5 separate regions of the Mus musculus genome follow, and regions 1, 2, 4 and 5 are each linked to region 3. Evidence: chromatin loops called from intact Hi-C (ENCODE). Cell type or tissue: left cerebral cortex. All regions are shown on one strand. Region 1 overlaps Vps33a (VPS33A CORVET/HOPS core subunit). Region 2 overlaps Bcl7a (B cell CLL/lymphoma 7A). Region 3 overlaps Clip1 (CAP-GLY domain containing linker protein 1). Region 4 overlaps Mlxip (MLX interacting protein). Region 5 holds the start of Zcchc8 (zinc finger, CCHC domain containing 8).

Region 1 (5,000 bases), 81 kb after region 3:
GGGCGCATGTTCCTTCCTGCTCCTCTCTATGCTCTTAATCCTAAAGAAGGGACAAGCAACCTGGATGAAGGGATGATGAACTGGGCATAAGAGACAGAGGCAGGAGGATTGCTGCAAGCTTGAGGACAACCTGGGCTCCATAATGAGTTTCAGGCCAAAGCTCTCCCTTCCAGAAATAAAGGAGATCCTGTTTTGGAATTTTTAAGTCTCAAGTCTTCATTTTCTGGAAATGGCTAAGACTATGGGTCTGATAGCCCTGGCAACCACATGACTGCACAGACATTAAAAGCAGAGCTGAGGGGACGAATTCAAAAAGAGAATCAGAATTCTGACCACTGATCCACAGTGGCATATTCTAGAAGATGTCCCATGCCCAGGACTGTGGTTTTCTGTTGAATTGGAAGCCAGCATTGTCCAGTGTGTGCACTTTCCTGCAAAGCACATTTGTGTCTCCAGTCTCTACCGAGTTATTCTTAAGGCGAGCTTTGTTTCCTTCTGAACAACTAAGAGGTTCGAAGGGGCTTCTTGGCATAATGACATTTCTGCTCTCTGCGTTAGCCATGACTGTGCAGGTCTCTGCCCAGAAGGGACTGATCAAGAGTGAGCTGAGCGCCAGGCAGCCTCTTCCAGCTAACCTTCCAAAGGCACTTCTGAGCGTGCATGTTGGTAACTCCTGGACTCACCAGGGTAGGCGCTCCTGCCGGGACTTCTGTTTTCCTCCATGTCCTCCATGGGCAGTTCTTCTGTTCTTTCAATATCATGAAGCTCTGTCTCCGTGGTAACTGCCACACACAGCTCTCTAGCCCTCTAGCTGTACTCAACTCTGCACACCCCCTTTCCCTGAAAATACTCAGGTGGTCAGTGCACTTCGGTCAGTGTCAGTCACAAGAGACAAGCAGCACCAGTGCTCAGGGAGTGGAGCACGGCCGGAAGCAGAGCAGGCATGGCCTCCTGATCATCTCAGCATCTGAAGGAGCTAAGAGCACCAAGTGGGGGACCACGTTGATGGCTTTCCTGTCATCACTCAAGACTCCAGAAAAGCTAGCCTGTCTCAGCCGGTCCTGGTCCTTGCCCAGGTGCAGTTTCTATGGTTAATATTTTCTTCTTGTTTTTCTCATGTAGAATCAGGAGCAATACACTGCACATTATAAGTAACCAGAGTTGGGTATTTAAAAGAAAAAAACCTAGGAATGTAGGATGGCAAAGATGATATTTGCTTCTCGTGGCGTTAATTCAGTATTGGGAGAGTCAGGCGGTGTGGGGGGCATTCCCAAATGGGAAATCATTCTTAACTTAGAAGACTCTTTTTCAGATTCTTGTTACTCCAGGGAGACTAGTTTTACCTTTGAGCCCCAGCAATGGGTAGTTTCAGCTGCCAGGGGCTGCAATCCACCTTGTCCTCAGTGTTTTCCACTCTAGGGATTCAGGACAAGTCTGTCCACGTCTCCTTGGCGTGGGTGTTTGTCCAGTGAACAGACACTCAGTTCTAATCTCATGTGTCTGCATTTGTTTCTGAGTCTATATTTGCTTTCTCAGAGCATAGCAAGGTCAACTCCTAAAAATGTACCCAGCAGAAGACCTTTTTGAAAAACCACACACTTGCTTCCTCTGTATTCACACACAAAGTGGTGGTATCATACATTATGCCCTGTGATGTAAGTCCCCTTAGTGCTCAAAGCTGCCTTTGTCTCTTAAGAGCGTGCACTGAGAAAGGCTGTGGGAACGGAAGGCTTATTCTCAGACAGGGTGGTTTGTTTACCCCATGTCTGGACTTGTCCTGAGTCTGAGGACCACTCTGCTGCACTGCCCGTCCTGATTAAAGACGTCTCTGTAGATGCTATTTTCTGTCTCAATTTACACATTCTTTCATCACCTTAAATCTAAGAACTGGGTACTCTAATGGATTGATAGAGACCAAGAGAGACGTGGTCAAGGGAAGATTAAATCGGGACATGTGTGGAGAACCAGGAAGGCCTCCATGTGAGCTCTGTTCCACTCGAGCTCTGCTTGCACTAGAGGTGGGTTGTGATTATCAGGGCGTGCTGGTCTGCTCTGTTCTCCGTTGTACATAGAAGGTAGCTACAAGGACACAGTGGCATGTCTTTACCGCCACCACCAGGAGCTAAGGCAGAAAGATTGAGAACTCAAGGCCAGCTGGGCTAAACAGTGAGACCTTGTACAAAAAAAGCTATGGGGGAGAGGGATTTGTTTAGCTGTGTAGTCTGCTGCTTAGCATGCTCACAGCCCTAAGCTTACTCCTCAGCAACACAGAGAGAAAAAGAAAGAGGCCCTGCCGGCCTGACCCTAGGAGGAAGTGTTTGTTTTCTGCAGACTTGAATTCCAGCAAAAATACATCTGTTGTCGAGTCAGGGTCTTCCTGTGTAGCCCAGACTGGCCTGGAGTTAAGTCCTGCTTCAAACTAGTAATCCTTCTCTCATACACTACATCCCAACCATGGTTCCCTTCCCCCATTCACCCTACCTCCCCTCCCCTCTGCCCCGTTCCACCCGCCTCAACTCCCCTCAGAAAAAAAGCCAGTCTCCCAGGGACATCAACCAAACATGGCATAACAAACTACAATAAGAGCAGGCACACACCATCATCACATCAAGGCAGAACAAGGCAGTCCAGCAGGAAGAAGAGTGTCCCCCGTGTAGGCAGGAGAGTCACAACAGTCCCCGCTCCCGCTATTAGGATTCTCCTAAGAACACCAAGCTCCTCAGCTGTAAGGTATATGCAGGGGACTTAGGTCAGACCCCTGCAGACTTCCTGACTTGAGTCCTAATCAGTTGATTCCGTGGGCCATGATCTCACGCTATGCTCCGACCCCTCAGGCTCCTCCAATCCTTTCTCCCCCTCCTCTGAAGAATGCCCGAGTACCTCCTAATGTGTGTGTGGCTGAAGGACTCTGCATCTGCTTCAGACAGCCGCTGGATGAGATCGCTCTCCTTTCTTTGGTGACGATTCTGCTAGGCTCAAGTCCTAGAACACTCTGCAAGCAGGGCAAACTGTGGGTTGAAGGTTTTGTGGCTGGGTTGGTGTCTCAGTCCCTTCACTTGAGGGCTTGCCTCGTTTCAGAAGATGGCTGGTTCAGATTCCGTGTTCCCCATACCAGAGTCTTTGCTAGGGTTGCTCCTGTAGAGTCCATTGGTTTCCACTGCACTAGGTTTCCACCTCGCCCCTGAAATGCCCCCCAATTCTACTCATTTGTCCCAGTATTTTCTCTCTCCCTCCCCCTGCCCCGATCCCTCCTGTTCCCAATCCCCCAACGCTCCCATACCCCCACCCAAGAAATCTATTTCCCCTTTCCAGGGAGATCCATGTGCCCCCAACCCCCATCCCTCCTCGTTGCTTAGTCTCTCAGGGTCTGTCGACTATAACTTTTACTTTACAGCTAATATTCAGTTATGTTAAGTACACACCATGGTTGTCTTTCTGGGTCTGGGTCACCTCAAGATGATTTCGTTCTAGTTCCATCCATTTTCCTGCAAATTTGATGATGTCATTGTTTTTTTCTAGCAGCTGAGCAGTACCCTAGTACATAAAGGTACCACACTTTCTTTATCCATCCTTTGGTTGAGGGGCATCCGGGCTGTTTCCAATTCCTGGCTGTTATAAATAAAGCTGCTATGAACATAGTTGAGCAAGTGTCCCTTTGATAGGATGGAGTGTCCTTTGGGTATTTGCCCAGGAATGGTATAGTTGGGTCTTGTGGTAGATTGATTTCCAATTTTTTGAGAAACCGTATTGACTTCCTAAGTGCCTTCCAGGTTTGCGCTCCCACCAGCAGTGGAGGAGTGCTCCCTTGCTCCTCATCCTCGCCAGCAGGAGCTGTCACTTATGTTTTTGATCATAGCCATTCTAAAAGGTGTAAGATGGACTCATTTCAATTTGCATTTCCCTGATGGCCAAAGATGCTGAACCTTTCTTTAATGCACAGGAAATTTGAAACAGCAAAATGAACTAAGTATCTGAAGCAAAGGAAAGAGGGGAATACAGACACAGTGTTGTCTCTAGGTTGTAAGTGGTACTTTCAGATCTGATGCATAGAGGACACCTTGCCAGACTGTGGAAGCAAAGGGCAGTATGGAAAAATTCTCATCATTTATAGATGGATTACAGTGAATTTTATGCCATGTTGTAGTTCTTTATTATTTATGTAGTGTGTGTGTATGTATAGTATGTTTATATATACATGCATGCATATATATACATATATATATACATACATACATACATACATACATACATACATACACACATTTACACTTGTAGAAACTAGAGGACAGCTTTCAAAGAGTTGGTTCTCTCCTTCCACCATTTGAGTCCTGAGGACTGAATCCAGGTCATCAAGCTTGAAAGCAGGCTCCTTTACCTACTGAGCCACCTTGTCGGCTCCCATGTCCTGTTTCTTAGCTTCAGTTAATCTATTGCTATAAAATACCCCAGCTTGCAGGTTTGCAGATTGCTATTAAATATAAGACACAGAACTGCCTTGAGGGATCGATCCATTTGAAGTGTGAGCGAGGAGGGAAGAGAGGCCTGTTTTGAACAACTTGGCCCTTTCATCTGTCACTCTGGTTATTGGGTGGTAGTATACATCCCGGCAGGCATCCTGTCCTTCTGGTGATGAGGCAGGACATGGAGCCCTTTAGTTGCCCAGGCCTCTGGGGGAGCAATTACTACTCCCTGGCTTCTTGAGCTGTGTGTAGATGTCCTGCCCCCGTTTTTGCCCAGACTTCGCCCAGGCAATAATTTGATAATAAGAGATCCTGATTACATTAAGCAGCCATTTGCTTCTGGATGATGATGTTATAAAAGGGTTGCCATCCACACTGCCTGCTTCTCAGAGGTCAATAATAGTCTTTATAATCGAGTACAAGCAGAAGGATGCGCTGTCTATTCCTGGTCACTTTTCCTTTGTTCCATCAGAACGGGAACATGTTCTGTGCTTTCCCAGCTGGCTCCTTCTGGGCCTCACCTTTGTCGTTGAATTTAGA
Region 2 (5,000 bases), 240 kb after region 3:
ATCGTTAAATAGAGAAGTGAGGGGAGGGGGATACAGCAGCAACACAAATGTAATCTTGGCTTCCGAGACAGTGCGCACACACTCCTGAGCTGTCGACCCACCTCCCAGAGGGCAGTCACTTGAAGGTTCGAGTGTTTCGGTTTCACGGCAGAGTCCGTCAAGTGTCTGCGAAGTTCCGCTGCCGCCGCCGCTCTAGGTTCTTCTTGGATTTGCACTTTAGTAAACTTGAAACGTTAGTTCTGCTCGCGCCCAAGAGGAGTCGCTTGGGCCGTGTTTCTAGAATTAAGCCTGCCGATGTACCTGCCATGAAACATGGACCAGAAGGTTCCGCCGGGCCGTCTACATCTCTTCTGAGTTCTGTTGAGAGGCTTCCAGCTTCATCTTTTTAGACGGCGGCACTCCTTCCAAATCCTTCCGGGAAGAAGAGAAGTGACTGGGGTCAGTACAAGCAGGGAGGGCCAGCGGTCAGGGCACAGGTCGTCTGGGGGTAGGTGAGGGGGGTGGGGAGGGGGAGGGGGAGGGAGAGAGAATTGTGCGGTTCTGACTGAACCCCATGAGCAGTACAAGTGTGTGGTAGGGATCCCAGACACACAGGGAACTTTAAATGTGGACCATGTTTCCCTGTCCGTACCTGTGGAGGCACCGGAGCATGAGGCTTAGTTCTGTGACCCACCTCTAAGGTGGCTTCCCCCAAACCCAGAGCTCTTCAACTTCAGGCTAACGGGGCAGACGCTCAGCTTTTGAGGAACGGACACATGGATACTATTCGGAGCAAAGTGGTCACAGAGTTCCTAAGAAGTCTTACGGCCACCCTAAATAAAGGTTTACCCATCTACGACCAGTCACCGTTGGACTCTCAGACCTTGCCTATCACCAGAGACCAAACTCCAGACAGCTAACCGGTGCTCCCTGGCCTTTCCTGTGTCTCTGTGTTATCACACGCGTGAAAGAAAGCCGGTGCCCGGACAGCAACCCACAGTTTCCTCTTTCCATCTACCATGCCCCTGACTCCCATTAGCAAGATCCACCTGCTGTACCTGTCCATCTGTCTGAGCTGTCATGACGTGGCCTCTCTACAGGTGTCACCCAACATCACCTTAAAAACTGTAAACGGCTCATGGAAACGAGGCTGCCAACCTTTGTCCCACTGACTTGAGAACACAAGCCCGACCTCTTAGCAATGCTGGGAGGTGAGCAGCTCCAGCCCCTCCCCCCATCACTGTCTATCCCAGCCTTCTCTCCAAGCCTTTTACACCCAAGTCAGCCCCTCCTTATGAGGTCAGCACAGGGCCTGCTAAAGACCTGCTCCTATTCCAGGCAACAGGGATATAGGGCCAGCCAGGCAGATAAAGATGGTCTCTTATTAAGTGTCCCACGCTGGCTTTGAACTTGCTATTCTACTCCTTCAACTCTCTGAGTAGTTGAGATTATCGGCAGGCACCTGCATATCCAGCTGACTAGAGCTGGATTGGAACCCGGGCTAGATTCCATCATATCTGCCTCCTGCCCCTGGGCCTTGGATCTGCACTGGACAATCCAAGAACGATGTTGATACTTGGCTGTAACACAGAAGGGATCTGAGCAGGGGCCGTATATCACATGCAAAATGCCAAACAATAATCGGGCCTTTAGGTTTCTGAGGTCATGTGTTCCTTAACCTTAAGGATGTGGGGTCACGAGCCGGGCAGTGGTGGCGTATGCCTTTAATCCCAGCACTTGAGAGGCAGAGGCAGGTGGATTTCTGAGTTCGAGGCCCGCCTGGTCTACAGAGTGAGTTCCGGGACAGCCAAGGCTACACAGAGAAATCCCATGTCCCTCCCGTCACCGGGATCCCAGGTGGCATACACAGGCTTATACTTGGAGCGGCTGCTCAGTGGACAAGCAGTGTTCTAACAGTCCAACAGGAAGCAGCACAACTCTCAACACACCGTGGAGGACCCCAGCCCCACCCCACAGAGCCCGAGCTGCAGGTACCTGAGAGACTGCCGACGTTTCTGCCGCTAACCCTGATTCTGCAGATGGCTGCCGTTCTGCCTTCTCGGAGCTGTTCACCGAGTTTTCCATCGAAGACTGTGAATTTTGCTCCTCGGATGCATCTGAGCAAGAAGCGAGACAACAGAAGCTGTTTTTCAGACACATGAGAAGCTGCAGCAGATGGGCCAAGGACTAAATATACCCAGATCTGGAAACTTTTGTGGCTGGGGGCTTCCAGAGCTGGATTGGACTAAAGCTTGGGAAGTTTCTGATTCATCAACTAGCCAAACAGTTATAAGGAGCCAGGTTACAAGTGGGCTCCCGGGTCTCCAACCCTTCTTCCAGGCATACCTACTCTCTGTCTAGAGATATTTAGCACACAATGCTGCCAGTGTCTGGCGCCCTCTGCTGGCCACCAAGTACTACAGCAATCATGGCTGTCGCCAGGGAAGCTATGGCCACAGAGACTTCACTAGGCTGTTGGAGAGAACTAGCCTTCTCCTAACTTCCCAAGAGTTACTTATTTTTATTTTATGTGGATAGGTGTAAGTGCTTGCATGTATGTCTGTGTGCCACATGTGTGCCTGTTGCCTTCGGAGGCCAGGGGAGAACATCTAGGAGTTACAGATGGCCTTGAGTCACCAAGTGCTTGCTGGGAACCAAACTTGGGTCCTCTGTAAGAGCAGCCAACGCACTTAACTGTTGAGAAATCTTTCCAGTTCTAACTTAAAAAAAAAAAAACAAAACACATTTGTCTCTTTAACATACATGTTTGCATGCCACGGTGTGCATACGGCGGCCAGAGGACCACTGGATGGCGTCTGTTCTCGCCTATCATGTGAGTTCTGGCGACTGAACTCAAGTTGGCAGGCTTAGGGACAGGCACCTTTACTGGTTGTGTCACCTTGCCGCTCCCGCATTTTTCTTTTGAGACAGGTCTCAAATATTCTAGGCCAGCCTCAGACTCTATTGGTGGCTAAGGATAACCCAGAACTTTGGGTCCTATGAACTCTGCCTCCTGAGTGCTGGGATCCACGGGCGCACAGATTATTTGGTGGTGAGGATCAACCCCGGGGCTTTGGGCACACCCGCCCTGGGTGAATACTCTATCAACTGAACTCCATCCCTAGCCCAGTGTTTCTCTTAACAATAAGGATGACTCTAAGTGACTTGAGCAAAGGCTAACCATTGATGGAAAAAAAAAAAAAAGCATAGCTAAACTCAACTGATACCTCACACCTCTAAGATACACAGACCAGTATTTTAAAGACCTTGGTTCCACCTTTCTAGATTGTTCCCTCATGTGCACATAGGTTTTTCCATCTCTCTAAATGGTGAGGGCACAGACGTTTGCACATCTTTACAAATTCTCTATATTACAATCTGGCTGAACAGCAGCCTTCTGTGAAGCAATCATTTATCTGATGATCGCTTGGGCTGTTATGCTCTATGACGTCTCCCTCTTGCCCTGTCTCACAATTTTTTTTTTTTTTGGCAAAAGGAAGGTAGAGGTTGGAAGAGGTGATGGGGGCTTGGAACTCTGTGGGTCACGGGAGTTTATCTAGAGATTCTAGGACACACAACGGAAATGCTTCCCCCAGATGCCACCCTGGCTTAGGTTGTTCACACATGGCCCAGATGACAGATCACCCTGACTTTATTTAAATTTGATTTTTAATCTTGAAGATGGGGTATATGCCCAAGCAACCACGGCTTACTTCCTGAGGCAGAGGAATAACAAAATACAGAATCTAAAAACTATATAAATGATATGGGCACACAGCCAGCAGCTGTCTAGAACCTGAGGCAGGCGGGCTACAGACAGCTAGCTACTCACAGGGCGGGTAGGAGCTTCAAGACGCTTCGGGTGTTCTGCTACTGTACCCAGACCAGCAACCCGCCTTTACGCGGTTGGTCAGAGTTTCTGTGCTGGGCTTTCTTACAATCCACATCTGAGGATGCAGAGGGAATCAGTTTGGAGTCAGATTTCCGCCTGGTGAATCACCGGACCAGTATTTTCTGTCCGAGATCTCAGCCTCCCCTATATAGACAAGGTTGACGACAGCCACCCAACCCTTTCCAGGGGCTGTGAGGGTTACCTGGGCTGGCACGGACAGATCCCAGTCAGGGAGGCTGTGAACCTAGCATTTGGAAGGCTGAGGCAGGGGGATAAAGGGTTCAAGGCCAATCTGGGTTACAATCTGTTTCAACAACTCCCACCCCCAAACACAAATTAACCCTTGATGGGAGTAACGGATGGATTATCTAGGACACAGACTCAAAATCTTTTCATTTTCCCTTGAAAATCCATGTTAACGGCAGTTCCTCAAAAACTTATATGACTTTTTTTTTTTTTTTTTTTTTTTGGAGACAGGTTTTTTTCTCTGTATAGCCCAAACTATCCTGGAACTTGCTCTATAGACCAGGCTGTCCTTGAACTCAGAGATCCACTTGCCCCTGCCTCCTGAGTACTACCACACCTGTCATGATCTAGCAATTTTACTTTCTAGTCCAGAGACCAGAGTTTTGAATACAAATGCCACAAGAGCACTGGGCGTGGTGGTGCACTGGTGCACGCCTTTAGTCCCAGCATTCGGGAGACAGAGGCAGGCAGATTTCTGAGTTCAAGGCCAGCCTGGTCTATAGAGTTAGTTCCAGGACAGTCATGGCTACACAGAGAAACCCTGTCTCGAAAATCAAAAAAACAAAAAACATGGGCTGGAGAGATGGCTCAGCGGGGAAGAGCACTGACTGCTCTACCGAAGGTCCTGAGTTCAAATCCCAGCAACCACAAGGTGGCTCACAACCATCTGTAATGAGATCTGATGCCCTCTTCTGGTGTGTCTGAAGTCAGCTACAGTGTACTTATGTATAATAATAATTAAATTTTTACCAAAAAAAACAAAAAAACAAAAAACCAAAAACAAAAACCCCCAAAACCCCAAAAAACCAAACCAAACCAAACCAAAAAAAAAAAAAAAAAGCCCCAAATGCCACAGGAGCACTATTCACAATGGTGAATTCAG
Region 3 (5,000 bases):
GAGCGCATGCTTGTCAGTGGAACTTGGAACTTGGATGGAGGTGGAGAGGGAGGAGAGAATGTGGAAAGGATTCAGAGTTGACTTCATGAGGAATGCCATGGGAAGGGCCTCCCGCCTGGATTTCCTCCACAGTGTAGACCCTTCACGGCCTGGTTTGTGTGCGCTGTGGCTGGGCTGATGGCTCTCACCCTATGTGTGTGCTGCTCAGCCCCACAGACTCTGAGAGCAGTCTCAGCCGCGCAGTCTGAATTCCCTAGATGGTGCCCGTGCTGTCTCCTCACCGTGTCTCCTTGTGCTTAGGCTGCTCAGACTGCAGAAGACGCCATGCAGATCATGGAACAGATGACCAAAGAGAAAACAGAAACGCTGGCCTCCTTGGAGGACACCAAGCAAACAAATGCAAGACTACAGAATGAAGTAATCAGATTTAAGTGTCTGTGTGTATGTGTGTGTGTTCCAAGCTTCCTGACTTCGTGGGATGTTAACTTAAAAAGACTTAACTCAGGAGTAGTCTTTGTTTGTTTGATTGTTTTTTGTTGTTTGTTTTGAGACAGGGTTTCTCTGTATAGCCCTGGCTGTCCTGGAACTCACTCTGTAGACCAGACTGGCCTCAAACTCAGAAATCAGCCTGCCTCTGCCTCCCAAGTGCTGGGATTAAAGGCGTGCACCATCACCACCCGGCTAAGAGTAGTCTTTTTGAAGTGTGGACTTTTTTTTTTTAAAGATTTATTTATTTATTTATTATATGTAAGTACACTGTAGCTGTCCTCAGACACTCCAGAAGAGGGCCATCAGATTTTGTTACAGATGGTTGTGAGCCACCATATGGTTGCTGGGATTTGAACTCGGAACCTTCGGAAGAGCAGTCGGCACTCTTAACCACTGAGCCATCTCGCCAGCCCGAAGTGTGGACTTTTAAAGTTTGATCTGTGTTAGACCTGAATGTACACCATGCTATGAATCTAGTACTTGCTTAGTAGCACTAAACTTGTAAGAATTCATGGTGACACTGATGCATGCCTATAAACCCAGTCCTTGGGCGGTAGCAGTGGAAGAATTAGGAGTTCAAAGCTGGTCTGGGCTACGTAAGATCCTAAAAACTAGTGAAAAAGCCAAAGGATGAAGAGGAAGCCCCCATATGTGGTTGTCATAGATAACTACTTAGTGGTGGCACTGTGAGAGTTTTATAGCCTTCCTTTTATCCTACACAGTTTCCCCTTCAACTTTCTTCCATTTCCCCACCCCTGTAAAGGCTTTTTCTTGGCTTGATTCAGTATTTACATCCTTTCGTGTCTTCTTGAGCGAGTCATTTCTGGAGCTCGTCAGGTTATTTCTGTTCTGTCTACACATAGCATTTCCCTTTGGATGTCACTCTGATGCCCTGTGCCCATCTCCCCAGCTCACAGAAATTCTTCCCAAAAAGCTATCTGAGGTGGGATGTGAAGGTCTAGATAGTTTCAGGCGCTTTTTAAAGTCACAGGCAAGTAAGACATTCAGAAAGTAGTTCAAAGGAAGGGACTGCCAGGTGGAAAAGCTACGTGAAGACTAAGCCCCCATACAAGGCTGAAGGTCAGATCTTCCAAAATGGACATGTGGAGGTAATTTGGGTAAATAAAAATTTACAGAGAGTACACCCAGGTTTTGAGCATTTCCCTGGAGGAAGGGATCCGGCAGAATTGTGTCTTCCCTCAGGAAGTCTGTTACTACCAGATCACAAGGTAGACGAGCTGTTTCTTGGGCCTATTACAATGCTTTATTTCCTTCAGTCATACATCTAGGATATTAAAGGACATTAAAAGGAATGTGGTAGCCGGGTGTGGTGGCGCACGCCTTTAATCCCAGCAGAGGCAGGCGGATTTCTGAGTTTGAGGCCAGTCTGGTCTACAAAGTGAGTTCCAGGACAGCCAGGGCTATACAGAGAAACCCTGTCTCGAAAAACCAAAAAAGGAATGTGGTATGTTAAAATTAGCATGGTACTTTCTGGACTCCTGGTTGATGGCATACGATATGACAATAGGAGGCATCTCCCTCCTCTGGCTATAAGACATAAGGATATAAAGCCCAGGTTTGCTAGCCTGCCTCCAGAATCACACCTTGTATAGTGGATGGACGGAATAAGCTCCATCCATTCCAAGAACTCCAGCCACCAGCCAATGCTCCATTCATGAAATGCCTGACTTCCCCACTAGAGGGCAGGCGTTAAGAAGGCTCCTGGACAGTGTGTGGGAGGAATGTGTGTGAGAACACGTCACTCTGGCAGCATGGTGTCTTCCTCTTCACAGAAATTGCAGATGGATTTACCCCCAGCTGACAAATGGTTGATTCAAATAAATAAGCTTTATAAGTTTAAAACTGACATTGGAAAGATCATCTCCTATATTACTGATGAGTGAGGAGAGAAAAGGGCTTTCCTGCAGGATTGCAAAGATTGATCCTTGAGACTGTTGATGCTTGACAGTCTACTAAGAAGTAGCCTTTTAAAGATGGGCTGTTTTGAAGGGCAACCTCAGGTGAAAATACTGAGAATTTTACAAGAGAATAACAAAGCCAGACATGGTAGTGTACATTGATAACCCCAGCCTGGGGAGGGGGAGGAGGTAAGCAAACAAACAAAAGCACACATGACTAAAGGACGCTCTGCCTTGACACACACTGGCAGTTCAGGTTGGCATTTTGGCCAGGTGTACAGGAAATGAGTGAAGGGGGAGGAGATGCGTGCGCAGTTCATAATCAACTTGTCGTTCGTATCTCGTCTCCTGATGACTCTCCCTGCCGCTTACACATGACTAATGTCATCTATTTTTAAATACATATCTTTGTGAATAATTTATCCAGCCATGTCACTGAAAAATGAAATGATTTCATCCATTTTCTTTCTCTCTTGGTCTTTAAGTTGGACACACTTAAGGAAAACAACTTGAAAACTGTGGAAGAGCTGAACAAGTCAAAAGAACTGCTGAGTGTAGAGAACCAAAAAATGGAAGAATTCAAGAAAGAAATGTGAGTTTGTCTCTTCTGAGGGGAATTTTATGCTTTAAAAGAAAAGCAATATCTGAAAAGACTAGAAAATAGTTGTCTATCGGTCACCTAAAATGTGTTCCCCATGAGCGAATTCAGGAATCACCCTTAGAACCATGGCTAAGTTGAAGATCAAAGGAATCTGGGCTAGCTGCTGAATTAAGACACACAGAGTTCACTGTGACTTTCCAACTAGATGACCGGTTATGTACTAGAGTGAAATTTGAATGTTTATGTGATAGCTGGCCATAACATATGGATAAGATCGTAAGACCTTTTATTAACAAATACTTCAAAAGCTCGACATGGTGGTGCACGCCTTTAATTCCAGCACTTGGGAGGCTGAGGCAGGTGGATGGATCTCTGTGAGTTCAAGGCCAGCCTGGTTTACCTAGCAAGTTCCAGGACAGCTAGGGCTACACAGAGAGACCCTGTCTCAAAAATAATTAACTAAAAATATCAAAATGAATCTTTCAAAACTTTTTTTAATAGGAAAAAAGTCAGACATGGTGGCATATGCCTATAATTTCAAGTACTTGAGAGTCTGAGACAGGATAATTACTGTGAATTAGAGGCCAGCCTAGGCTACATAGTAAATTCCAGGCTAGCCTGGGCTACAGCTGCATTTAGTAAGTGATGGCTGGGGGAAAAAATGAGCAGCTGAGTTGAAATCCCAAGCCCCCACTTACAAAGATGAGTATGGTGGTGTATACCTATAACTCCAGAGCTTCGGGGCAGAGCCAGGAGGGTCCCTGGGGTTTGCTGAACATCTAATGTAGCTGCAACAGTGAACTCCAGGTTCAGGAGAGACCCTGTCTCCAAACATGAAGCAGAGAGTGACTGAAGAAGACACCCAGTGTCCACTAGCCTCTATCCACATGTGCACCATGCTCACATATGTGCTTGCACACACACACACACACACACATGAATAAGAAGATACATATCAAACACAAGGGAAACTAGCATTTTAGTTACATTCAGAGAGGGGTGGACTCAAGAATAACTTAAACAGTTTGTCCCTTTGTGACACAAGTAGTTAATGCTACCTGGCTGTGGGACACTGAAGTGACTTTAGTTCATTTGTGTCACAGGTCTCCAATTGCTGTAGTGTTACTCCTGAGCTCTCAGAGCACATTAGGTGGTACTGGGGGATGGAGTAGGGGTGGGGGCAGAGCCACAGTGGACCTAACCAAGAGAGCCCTTATGTTTAGATAGCATTCTCGTTCCACATTGATTACTTAGGACTCGTCCTTCAGTAGTCTGCCCACTCAATGTGGTGAGTCCTCACTGATCACGCGCCATCGCCCTTCCCAGTTGGTTCAGAATTAGCGCCACACCCACAGAGAGACAAACTCTGGCTCAGTGCGGTTGTAAAGTGCGTGCTTAGTGCGTGTGAGGCACTGAGTCTGAAGCGGGAGTTGGGGAGAGGTGGTCTTCATAGCTGGATGTGGTGGTGCACGCTTGTCATCCCAGAAAGCGGGAGACCAGCAGGAGGATCGCTGTCAATTCCAGGTCAGCTCGTGCTGCCTAGTGAGGACCTGTCTCACCCCCACCCCCACCCCTATTGTCTTTGTGCCCTGCCTCATGCCTGTGGAAGGAGTGGGAATCGGAGACAGTGGGGCCAGCCACTGTCATAGCAATGGTGGCCTATCTTTCTTCTGACACTTACTTCCCTGAGGGAAGTGGTTGAAATGACAGAGAAGCAGGCCCTGTGCCAGGGCCGCTTTAGAGTCTTTCTGCCCACCAGGCCTGAGGAAATTCCCTCTTCCTGTCAGTGACAAGGCACCCCATGGCTAGATTTTAACTTTGCATAGAAACTGGTGGAAGGAGGCCTGGGGGGTTGATGAAAAGCCCTGGCCTGTGACTCTCTGTCCTCTGCCCTAGGCTTGGCCACACTTCAAGGCAGGGACGTCTGCTCTCAAAGGGCTATGTGACTGGAATGGTACTTCCTGGGTTGTTGTGCATTCCTGAGTTGCATT
Region 4 (5,000 bases), 170 kb after region 3:
CCAAGGAGACAGGCTCAGGTTTAGGAGCAGGCACTATTTTGGGGGGCTGCTTGTGTCTCACTCCAGTCAAGGACACAGGTTTGGGGTGTATAAAAGTTAAATGAGGTTGGGGAGGTCCCACGGCTGGTGGCTGGGGTACGGGTGACAGTGCCAAAGCACAGGGGGATGAGGAGGGGGTTGGATGGTGTGCTGTGATAACAAGGCCCTGGTTCTGGCTGAAGGTGGTGGCAGAAGCATCATGGGTAAGGGTTGCAGAGGCTGTGTGGGTAATAACAGGGGTGGATTTGCTGACTCCAGCAAACTTCTGTGGCTGCAGGAAAGCTGGTGGAGTTGGGGGGTTTAGAGTAGGGGCAGGCGAAGGAACTAAGGGCAATGCAGTTGGAACAGGTGCTGGGGCGGGGCCAGGGGAAAGTAAGGTCATCGTAAAGACAGGGAGGAAGGGCTGTGGGACACTCAGTGGTGGCTCAGAGGGACCAAAGTCTGCAGGCTGAATAAACGGGTCCACCGTTTGGGATGTGCGTTCACAACCCTGGCCCTCTGTGGGATCCAGGGAGGGGGCTGCAGAAGATGTAATGAGGCTATTGGGCAGGCTCGCAGGAGGGAGAGCTGTATTTGGCAAGATGTTCCCCTAAGGAAGGAAGAGACATGAAGAAACAAAGCTACAACTTAATAATTATCTTTAACTGTTTAGCCCTACATAGTACAAAGCTTAACTGTGGACATGGGCAATGAGGGACCAAGGGACAGAAGTGCTATCTCCCGGGCCAAACTGCTAGGTAGGGGGAATAGACCTGAGTCCCCAGTGCCAGCAGGGCTCTTGTTTCCATTAGGAACTAATGAGAACACAGAGCTCAGACAAAGCTGGGTAGCACCCTCGGGATATCTGGTTTCTAGAGTCTAGTTGAGGTCTACCTACAGACCCTGGTATCTTCTGTTACAGAGCAGAAGCGGCCTAGGCCACAGCTGCTCAGGGTTCCCCCAGGACAGCATCAAGTATCGACTTCCAGTCAGACCAGCTCTTCCTGAGTGGAAAAGCTATGAGGAATCACCTGTACAGATCTCAGTCTCTAGAGAAGAAATGATTATCTGCACTAGGTGGGCGAGGTGCCAGGTTCCTGGGTGACTAACTGAATACAGCACGAACCTGAGAGCTCCCCAGGGCAGAGAATTATGCCCCACTCAGCTCTCAGCACAACACCTGCAAGTACCTTTTAGTAATTGCTAGGGAAAAAGTGAAAAAAATATACGACATATTTTTATTAGTGATCCATAATTTTCTTCTGCAACTAAACGTGTCTTAGGAAAGAGCTGGTGAACAAAGCTCACATGGACCTTACGGAGGAAAACAACTGTTGGCTTAGTCTTCCGCCTTGTGGGGAGTTAAGGATGCTTCCCCAGAGGGTTCTCTAACTTCTCTGCACAGGCGTGTATATCCAGCACTGGATGGAGCAGTGGCCCCAGCATCTGGCTAACTCATGGTTACAGCATTAGACTAGCTCTGGGTGTAAAGTCTGATGCTAGCCCTGCACCTGCCATGCCTGCTCCCCAGCTTTCTCTACCTGAGAAGGTGGGCTGCTAGGATCTGCGGCAGGTAATGATGAAGGAGGAGGCAACATGGAGCCAAAAATGGATCGGCTGGAGGAGAAGAGATCTGGAAAAGAACACGGGAGTCTTCTGAACTCCATGAACTTAGCATTTTCTGGAATTATGACACACAAACGGGGGTCTGGACCCAAACCCCGCCTCCCCAGATAACTTGTTTTGTAGAAAGAGGGCTCTGATTGGACCACTTGAAACACCAAGTGCTTCCAGGCAGAGCTCTGGGAGTCTGACCTAAATACAGAAACATTGCTGGGTGGTGGCTGTGTCACAGTGCCCTCTGCTGTCTAGTGGAGGAACTGCTGACAATCAAGGAAGAAAGCACTCACTGAGATGCCAACTTCCTTCCAATGTCCCAGGAAACTTTCCCAGGCTTTGCAGTTACTACCAACATCATTTTCAGTCTTAAAAACTTATAAGCCCCACCCCACTTTTACACCAATTTCCAACTGTTCTCTCTCTAACAAAGGCACAAGTCTGATATGGGACGAGCAAGGGAGATCCTTGCATGATACTACCCTCTGCCCTCACCCTGGAAAGGCTCAAAGGTGTCCATGAAGTCCAGGTTGGGTTGCAAAGGGATCAGGCCTGGCTGGATCATGTCTGCGTTTCCCAGATGTGCTGCAATAATTCCAAGTGAGAGAGGGGGACACTTTTACCTCAAATAAGGTCAAAGGAAAATATACTTTTAGTTCTGAACAGATCCTCCTGGTCCTCCTAAAAACGGTAGGAAGCTGGCTGGGATGTCTACATCCTCAGGGGTTTGTGGCTATTCTTAGATATGTTCTCTCTACCCTCGGAAGGCAGAAAAGACAGACAGTGCTGGGATCACCATGAGCTATGAGTAGCCTAACCTTCCACCCTGCTCTACACCACACAGCCCCATCCTTGTTCTCACTTTCACTTGCAGCTCTTCCCTGAGGACTCAAGACTGAAGGCCTCGGGTGGGGAATGCCATGTGCAGTAGTGCCCACCCTACAGCCTAGGCTTTGGTACTGACATATCCCACACTTAGGCAGTAACATAAATATAAAATGGGTTGGGATCAGAGCCTGCTCCTTTCTCACAGTGGGACTAAAGGAACAATGACCACCTCTGTAAGGCTTCAGTCCCAGGCTCCTCTTATGCAACTGCACAGGACCCTAAGATAAAGAGCTTGAACAATCTTTTTCTTTTCTTGCCTAGCCTAACTAAGTGCCACACAGCAGCTTAGAGGTGCCCTGAAGCAAAGCCTGGCCCAGAGGAATCCTCACTGAGAAAGAAGCCAGCTGTCCAAGGACAGAGACTACACTTACCTATTTCTCGTGGGTTGGGCCAGGCCACGGGTTGGTGTGAAGAGAGTGTGGAGAAGAGAGTGTCGCTGAATTCTGACATGAGCATGTCTGTGTCCAGCAGTGAGTCCTCCTCCATGGGGACTGGGGTTTTCCAGCCATCCCCATGTTTATGCCAATACAGCATGTCATCGTCCTAGCACCAACAGAGGAGAAGAAGAATCAAAGGGCAGTTGAATTATCTTCTCAGTCCTGGCGTGCATTAAAGGCTGCTTCTTGAAAAAAGCAAGAGGGTAGAGGCGTTGAGAGCTGTTCCCTTAACCCACCCACCAGAGCGTGCCGGCTTTCGTGGGCACTTGCAGGACCTCCATGTGAGGAGCTGGTCCTGTGTCTGGCCTCCCACTCCAGGACTCACTCAGACACGGACAGACAGAGCCGCATCTCGAGCTCGCTTACCTGGGCCAGGCTAGAAAGGTCCTCATCCTTGTGCTGCTGCAGCTGTGGGCAAAGGGAGCAAGATGAGGCAGCCACTAAGAGCTCCGAGATGCCAGACTTCATCTCCCTATATGTGAGTGAATTCTCTGGGAAGTGAGCTGGGGAATGGGATCCTGCTGGCTGCCATCCCATGGATGTGGGCACAAAGAAGGAAACAGCTCTTTTTATGACTGAGGAAACCACAGCCACTACTTGGTGCTTAAAATGTTGAATATTGCTCCATGTTCCATGACTGACGGGGCAGCTGTGGAGTCTCAGGCCACATCCTGAATATCCTCCCATCTTCCATCTCCTCAACCCCCACCCCCAGTCCAGAGCTTCCAGAACATGCTCTTTTGGGAGCCCTGGCCAGTATCTACCCTTTTCTTGAAGTAGGTTCTCCACTTGTGGTACTCTCGAATCACAATCTCAATGCGGCTTTTCCAGTACTTGCCCTCTGTGGTGATGGCCTACAACCAAGAGGCCAAAATGAAAAGCAGGTCTTGGATGATGATCAAATCACAGCCCATGAATACCCAGGATACATCACTAAGGTGGCCTCAGAGGGTTCTCTAGGTCAGAAAATGCCCATGTTGTTTGAGAAACTACAGCTTCACTCACTAAGCACACCTCTTCTCACACCCTAGCTAAAATGTAGGACCCCAGGGGTGACTCTGCACTGGGTACAGGGAAAGCACACAGTACTCAGAGAGCGTTGAAGGGATGCCCGAGGATGCTAAGGAAATTCACAGGTGGCCCACAAATGCCCCTTTCAGCAGCAGCTGCCATGTTCTCAAAGGGAGAAAATGAGCGCTGGTGAGAGGCTCAGTGGGTAAGGGTGCCTCTCATCCACCCTGAGGATCTCAGTTTGATCCTTGGGACCCATGTGGTGAAAAGCAAGGACTCTCAAAAGTTGTCCTCTGACCTCCACATACATGCTGTGACACATGCATACACAAACACACACACACACACACACACACACACACACACACACAAGTAAATAAATTTAATATACATTTTTTAAAATTTACTTTTAGGGAGGAGGTATAGCTCAATGGTATAGACCTTGCCTGACATATAAGAGGCCCTGGATTCTGCCCTTTAGAAGTACCAAAATAATAAGACAAAATAAAAATGAGCCACTTTTTCTTTAATCTCTTCTCATCTCCTATCTTTAAGTTTTTGTTTGTTTGGCTTGGTTTTTGGGGTTTTTTGTTTGTTTTTAAGATAGAGTCTCATGAAGTTCAGGCTGGCCTCAAACTCTCTATGCATCAAGAATGGCCTTAAACTTCTGATTTTCCTGACTCTCTATCCCAAATGCTGGGACTACAGGCTTTTGACACCATGCTCAGTTTGTGTGGTGATAGAAATGGAAGCCAGGGCTTAGTGCACACTAGGAAAGCACTCTACCAAGTAAGCTGTGTCTCCAGCTGATGTGGAGAAGCTTGGTTCTCCCTAACTTCTTCTAGAGTGGCTGCTTTGCTTGTGGTCCTGGGGATGGAACCTAGAGCTCTTGTTCTGAGTTACAGCTAACTAATTGCTCCAGAGCCAGTCCTTCCTGAGTAACTCTCAGAAGAAATACCAATTTTAAGTGAACGCAGAGAAGGAGGCCCTGTAAGGTCAGTTTGCCTAAGGATAGAATCTCTGCGGGCT
Region 5 (5,000 bases), 110 kb before region 3:
ATTTTTCATTTTCATTTTTTTCCTTCTATCTCTTAAAGGGAAAAGTCAGGATGTTTGCTGTAGCTCAGGCACATCTCAAACACTGTCTCTGAAGATGGCCTTGAATTCCTGTTTCTAAATATGCCACCTGATCTCAGCCACAGGAGGAAAAGCAGAACAGCATTAGAACCAACCCATGCGGGGCTGGAGGGATGGCTCAGCGGTTAAGCACACTGACTGTTCTTCCAAAGGTCCTGAGCTCAAATCCCAGCAACCACATGGTGGCTCACAACCATCCATAATGGGATCTGACGCCCTCTTCTGGTGTGTCTGAAGACAGCTACAGTGCGCTTACATATAATAATAAATCTTAAAAAAAAAAAAAAGAAAGAAAGAAAAAAGAGCTAACCCATGGAACTTGGCCCACCGGTTAGCACACCACGATAGGTGTGCTGAGAACTACATGTTTTGAGGACTCCGTGGTGGTGTGGAGGTTTCACTCTGCTTGTTCCCCTCACAGTCATCTCATCCCTCATAATCTAAGAACTGTAGGAAAACTCTGAGGGGCTTCCAACCACTCATTGGGCAGTGTCATTGGCACTGTTGATGAGTGATGTTTTTCAAGCAATGCTGCTGAAACAGGTTCATGATTCAACCCCCACCCTCAGAAAGAACTCGGAGATGTAAATTGTTAGTATAAGTTAGGTTAAGATGTTTTTGCTAGGGACTGGAGAGATGACTCAGAAGTTAAGAGCACTGGCTGCTCTTCCAGTAGACCTGAGTTCAATTCATGCCACCCACATGGCAGCTCACAACTATCTGTAACTCCAGTTCTATGGGACCTGACACCCTCATCCAGCCATACATGAAGTGAAACACCAATGCGTATAAAATAAAAATAAAATACTAAAAAAAAAAAAAAAGTTTTTGCTTTGATATATAGGACTTTGGGGAACAATTTAATATCCAGACTGGTATACTTTTGAAAGTTGAACCAGGAATTTTTTTGAGGTCAGGGAACAAGAACAATGGTAGCTGAGCTAGTTCTTAGCTTATGTGGCTTTCTTGCTAAGGCTGGATGGGTCATCAAGTGATAATTACTTGTATCTATTTTTACCTTTATCTTCCTGATATAATTTGATAAAAAAAAATCAGTGAGTGGGTGTACAACTGAGGATTTAAAGTAGGAAGGTGGTGGTAGCTTAAGTCTTTAAACCCAGGACCTGGGAGGCAGAGGCTGGTGAGTTTGAGGACAGCCTGGTCTACAGAGCTAGTTCCAGGACAACCATGGGTACACAGAAGTTCCAGGTCAACCACGGGTACACAGAAAAACCTTGCCTCTGTGTGCATGCGTGCACACACACACAGACACCATACACACACACAAGCTTAGATTTCTGATTCTAAATACTCTTTTATAAGATTATTTTAAAAGATAAATAATTGATCTTTTCATTATAACTGCAAATTGTAGCCTGGTAGTACAAGAACTGGCTGAGAAAAAGTAGCTTGCTTGCTTACACTTAATCTATTATAATTTATTTAATTTTTTTTTTCACTTATAATACCTAAGACTTTCAATCTTGTAAAAGGTATGGTGTAACATGCTGGGTTTGGGGGGGGGGGTTGTTTGTTTTGTTTTTGGGGTTTTTTTTTTGCTTGTGTATTTATTATAATCATTCACTTACAAAATGTAGCCACATTGTAATCTTTGTACTACTTGGGAGATTTTGCTGGAAGATATAAGTTATGGGAGAAGTAATAAAGTTGTTGACGCTTGTTGAAGCCTTGCTTCACCGTGTGTGTGTGTGTGTGTGTGTGTGTGTGTGTGTGTGTGTGTGTGTGTTTGTGTCTGTCTGTCTGATTTACATTAATATCATCAACCCCTCCTTGGATCACTAAACGCGCTACAGGAGCTGGCCTCCAACAGAGACCATAACTAACCTGACATTATTTGTTACAGGTTATAATTTCCGGTGATTTTAACATGTGATGACGAAAATATCCATTCAAATCCAGCGGCATATGAAAGTAGAAACATAATAAAGGGTTTTCTGGTTTTTCTGTTTGTTTCGTCCCTGATAGGAGTTCATGAGAGTAGGCAGTGGAATAACTTCATTTTTCATTCATTTACAAATGAAACAAGCAAAATAAAGTGGCTTGTGTCTGAGAGCACATTTATCTACGGCAAAGGTAGAGTTCCTGTCTTCTCTTTTCGACGCTGGGGAACCGCACCACATTTTGTCAAAGCCATGTATCCGGCTTTGATTCCTTCAGCTTTAAACGCCTAACGGGGACAATCCATATTGTTTTAACTCATTCAGAACCGTTTTTTTAAAAAGAGCAATCCCAGTGTGCAACGCAAACAATGAGTCCCGTCGCTTAGAAACTACATATCCCAGAATGCCACGCTCTGTGGCCCATTCGGAAAGAGGCATGAGGGCGGCCTTGGCATTCTGGGAGTTGTAGTCTCCGTCCAGGACCCGCCCCTAGACGGCTTTGGAGGCCTGTGTGTGGAGAAAAGCCTCCAGGGAGAGCGGCTCTGGCCTCCAACCTTCGCCCCCTGCCCTCCAAGCTTTCCCACAGCCCAAGATGGCGGCCGGTGTGGATTTTGGCGACCTAGAGCTCTTCGAGGCGTTTGACCCACCAGAGGAGTCGACGCCGAAGCCCGTTCACACCCGGTTCAAGGACGACGAGGAGGAAGAGGACGACGACGACGACGAGAACGGGGTGGGCGATGCGGAGCTGCAGGAGCAGCTCCGGCGCTGCGAGGCCACCATCGAGCAGCTCCGCGCCGAGAATATCCTTCCGGCGCGATGGGCCGGGTGTCACTTGGCACTCGGGGTCTGGGTGGCGGCGGGCGGGGGACACGGCGGAATTTCCAAGAAGATTAGCATTCGAAGTCCTTCCTCCCGCGACCTGGCGGGCGGGCGGGAGTCTCGGTCCGGTTGCAGAAGCTGCATCCGCGGCCCGCGCGCGATCCCTTCCCCGCGAGCGTCCTCCAGTGCACACCACCCTGGCCCCCCAACTCAAAGCTGCTCTCAACTGTTGTGACACTGGAGACACTTCTCTCCCGGTCTTGGAGGTCACCGTGTTTTCTAACTTTGCGTGCCAAGCTCGAGAAGAGACGAGTCGTAGTGTAGTTGTGCGTTTGAAGGTGCGGGGCGTCGCAGCCGGGGAGTGGGATGATTTGTGGAGGGACGAAAGCTACGAGTGCCCACTGTGATGGAGAATCGGGGCGCGGGGGGGACGACCTTAAAGATTTAGCATGCGAAGAGACTTGCTAAATTGTCCAGATCGTTTTGATTTCTTGAGCTAACTTGCCTCCCGGTGCTCCGGGAAAAACGCGCCAAAATTCCCTTTGACTTTATTAACGTGATTATAACGTTTGTGGGTTTGCTAGTATGTTAATTTCCCGTTCTTAGGTAGTTTTGGTTCAGGTAACTTTCCTTTTGGAACTTAGCCTGAACCCTGAGCATGGTTGTTATGTCAACTTTTGAAGTTCAAGTCTGATTTTTTTTTCATGAAACCATTTTCCGTGACACACTTTATTATGAAAATTTATAAAATACTAGAGAGTTGAAAGGATTGTGTATTTCATATCCGTAGGGGTTCTCTCACATTCTTGCAAACATTTTGCTATATTAACTTTATCATTTATCTTTATGCTTTGACGTGGAAATTTTTCTTAATTGCTTCAACTTGTTCCGGGAACACCGCGGTCTAACTGAAATTTTTGGTTCATCTCTTAGACTGTTTCTGAACTCCAGGACCATGTCTTAGAATATATGTTCAAAGAGATGAAGACCTTATTTAATGTTCAGGTCCAGTTGTCCTGCCCTCGGCAAAACATGTACCCAGTGTTTTTCCTTCAAAGTACTGATTACGGGGCCTTCCTTTACATTTATGTCATTTGGATAACAAAAGTGAAAGTTTTAGTGGTTGGTTGTTATGTCCTGAGGACTGATATTCCTTAACCAGTAATAACATCAAGAACTTAAAAGAAAGTTGAACATTCTGACAAGACCCAGGTATGACATCTTGAAATTACACACGAGCTGCCTCTTGGCTCTCCTTCTCTAGTCACAGCATCCTTGTAGAAAAAGGAATTTTTGTATCATCCACAACTCAGAATCCAATGAAGAATTCAGTAACGGTTCTTTATTGTTGACTTAGGGGTATAAAGGAATTCTGGTAAGTGGGTTAAATGTCTAAACAGACTTAGTGGGTCTTTTTCCTCAATCCAGAAATTTTTGCTTGACAATTCAGAGAAGCAAGTTAGACCCAGCTGTTCATATTTAACACATTTCTGGTAAGATAAAATAAGTTTACAGTTATGTTAGCCGATGATTTCTTTACAGCTGTTATTATTACTGTTGTTATTATTGGTGGTGGTTGGTTGGTGGGATTTTGTTTTGGACAGGCAAGGGTGGGTTTACTGAGACAGTGTTTCTCATCTTGTAACCCAAACTAGCCTGGAATCCACTGTATGTTTACACTGGCCTTAACCTTATTGGTTTTTGTTTGTCTACCTTGAAAGTGCTGGGATAACAGGAGCAACCACACTAGCATTAAATATTTTTATTAATATTTGTAAAGTACGTATTAAATATTTTACAGTTACAGACAGTGCAGGTAGAGCATTTTTTGTTTTGTTGATACAGTCTTCTTGTAGCCTAAGCTGGTCTCTGGTTACAGTGTGGCTCAGGGTGACTTTGAACTCTTGGTCCTCCCGCCTCCCCTTCCCTAGTACTGGGATTACACCTAGGGCCAAGTCTGGCAAGGCACAGCACTTTAGAAGAAAAGGAAATATGCTTTTGAGAAAGTATCGAATGCAGGAGGCATGTATTCAGACATCTGCTTATAACAGTTACACTAATGCTGGCATCTCCATATGATAGGAATTTAACAAGTTACTAGATTAATTTTTTATTTATTTTGTTTTTTGAGTCAGGATTTTACTTTGTAGCCTTGAACTCCCAAGTCTTTGCATGAAACTCACTTTCAGTATACCAGGCTGG

Evidence for each region. A loop is a pair of places that touch in the nucleus more often than their neighbours do. Peaks named below come from ENCODE experiments on the same cell type or tissue, not always from the same donor. Only the 100,000 strongest peaks of a DNase experiment are listed, where the experiment ranks them.
Region 1: a loop joins it to region 3, with 5 times the contacts of the local background. A loop is called at or near these places in 5 of 42 quality-filtered maps.
Region 2: it touches region 3 in a loop (2.3-fold over the local background); 4 of 42 quality-filtered maps call a loop at or near these places.
Region 4: a loop joins it to region 3, with 3 times the contacts of the local background. A loop is called at or near these places in 21 of 42 quality-filtered maps.
Region 5: a loop joins it to region 3, with 2.1 times the contacts of the local background. A loop is called at or near these places in 9 of 42 quality-filtered maps.

The regions. Positions count from the first base shown.
Region 1 is chr5:123,525,942-123,530,941 of GRCm38, reverse strand. It overlaps Vps33a (VPS33A CORVET/HOPS core subunit), which reads left to right. Exons shown (of 13, transcript NM_029929.3): 13 at 1-2,185. Among named protein-coding and RNA genes, the nearest start is that of Diablo, 4.3 kb to the right of the region's middle. In left cerebral cortex, a CTCF peak has its summit at 2,124; a DNase peak (open chromatin) is centred at 1,657; H3K27ac peaks cover 315 bases.
Region 2 is chr5:123,366,429-123,371,428 of GRCm38, reverse strand. Bcl7a (B cell CLL/lymphoma 7A) reads right to left here. Exons shown (of 6, transcript NM_029850.3): 5 at 1,975-2,096; 6 at 1-411. The coding sequence ends at 340. Among named protein-coding and RNA genes, the nearest start is that of Gm23458, 8.1 kb to the right of the region's middle. In left cerebral cortex, CTCF peaks have their summits at 2,386 (motif pointing left) and 4,795 (motif pointing left); DNase peaks (open chromatin) are centred at 2,147 and 2,327; H3K27ac peaks cover 828 bases.
Region 3 is chr5:123,607,239-123,612,238 of GRCm38, reverse strand. It overlaps Clip1 (CAP-GLY domain containing linker protein 1), which reads left to right. Exons shown (of 24, transcript NM_019765.5): 16 at 301-417; 17 at 2,894-3,000. Among named protein-coding and RNA genes, the nearest start is that of Vps33a, 37 kb to the right of the region's middle. In left cerebral cortex, a CTCF peak has its summit at 2,187 (motif pointing right); DNase peaks (open chromatin) are centred at 2,198 and 4,346; H3K27ac peaks cover 786 bases.
Region 4 is chr5:123,441,096-123,446,095 of GRCm38, reverse strand. Mlxip (MLX interacting protein) reads right to left here. Exons shown (of 17, transcript NM_133917.3): 4 at 3,725-3,814; 5 at 3,327-3,368; 6 at 2,895-3,066; 7 at 2,131-2,220; 8 at 1,560-1,651; 9 at 1-628. Among named protein-coding and RNA genes, the nearest start is that of Il31, 39 kb to the left of the region's middle. In left cerebral cortex, a CTCF peak has its summit at 1,879 (motif pointing left); a DNase peak (open chromatin) is centred at 1,871.
Region 5 is chr5:123,718,502-123,723,501 of GRCm38, reverse strand. Zcchc8 (zinc finger, CCHC domain containing 8) reads left to right here and starts at 2,458. Exons shown (of 14, transcript NM_027494.3): 1 at 2,458-2,779; 2 at 3,968-4,010. The coding sequence starts at 2,572. In left cerebral cortex, a CTCF peak has its summit at 339 (motif pointing left); DNase peaks (open chromatin) are centred at 2,432 and 3,089; H3K4me3 peaks cover 2,178 bases; H3K27ac peaks cover 897 bases.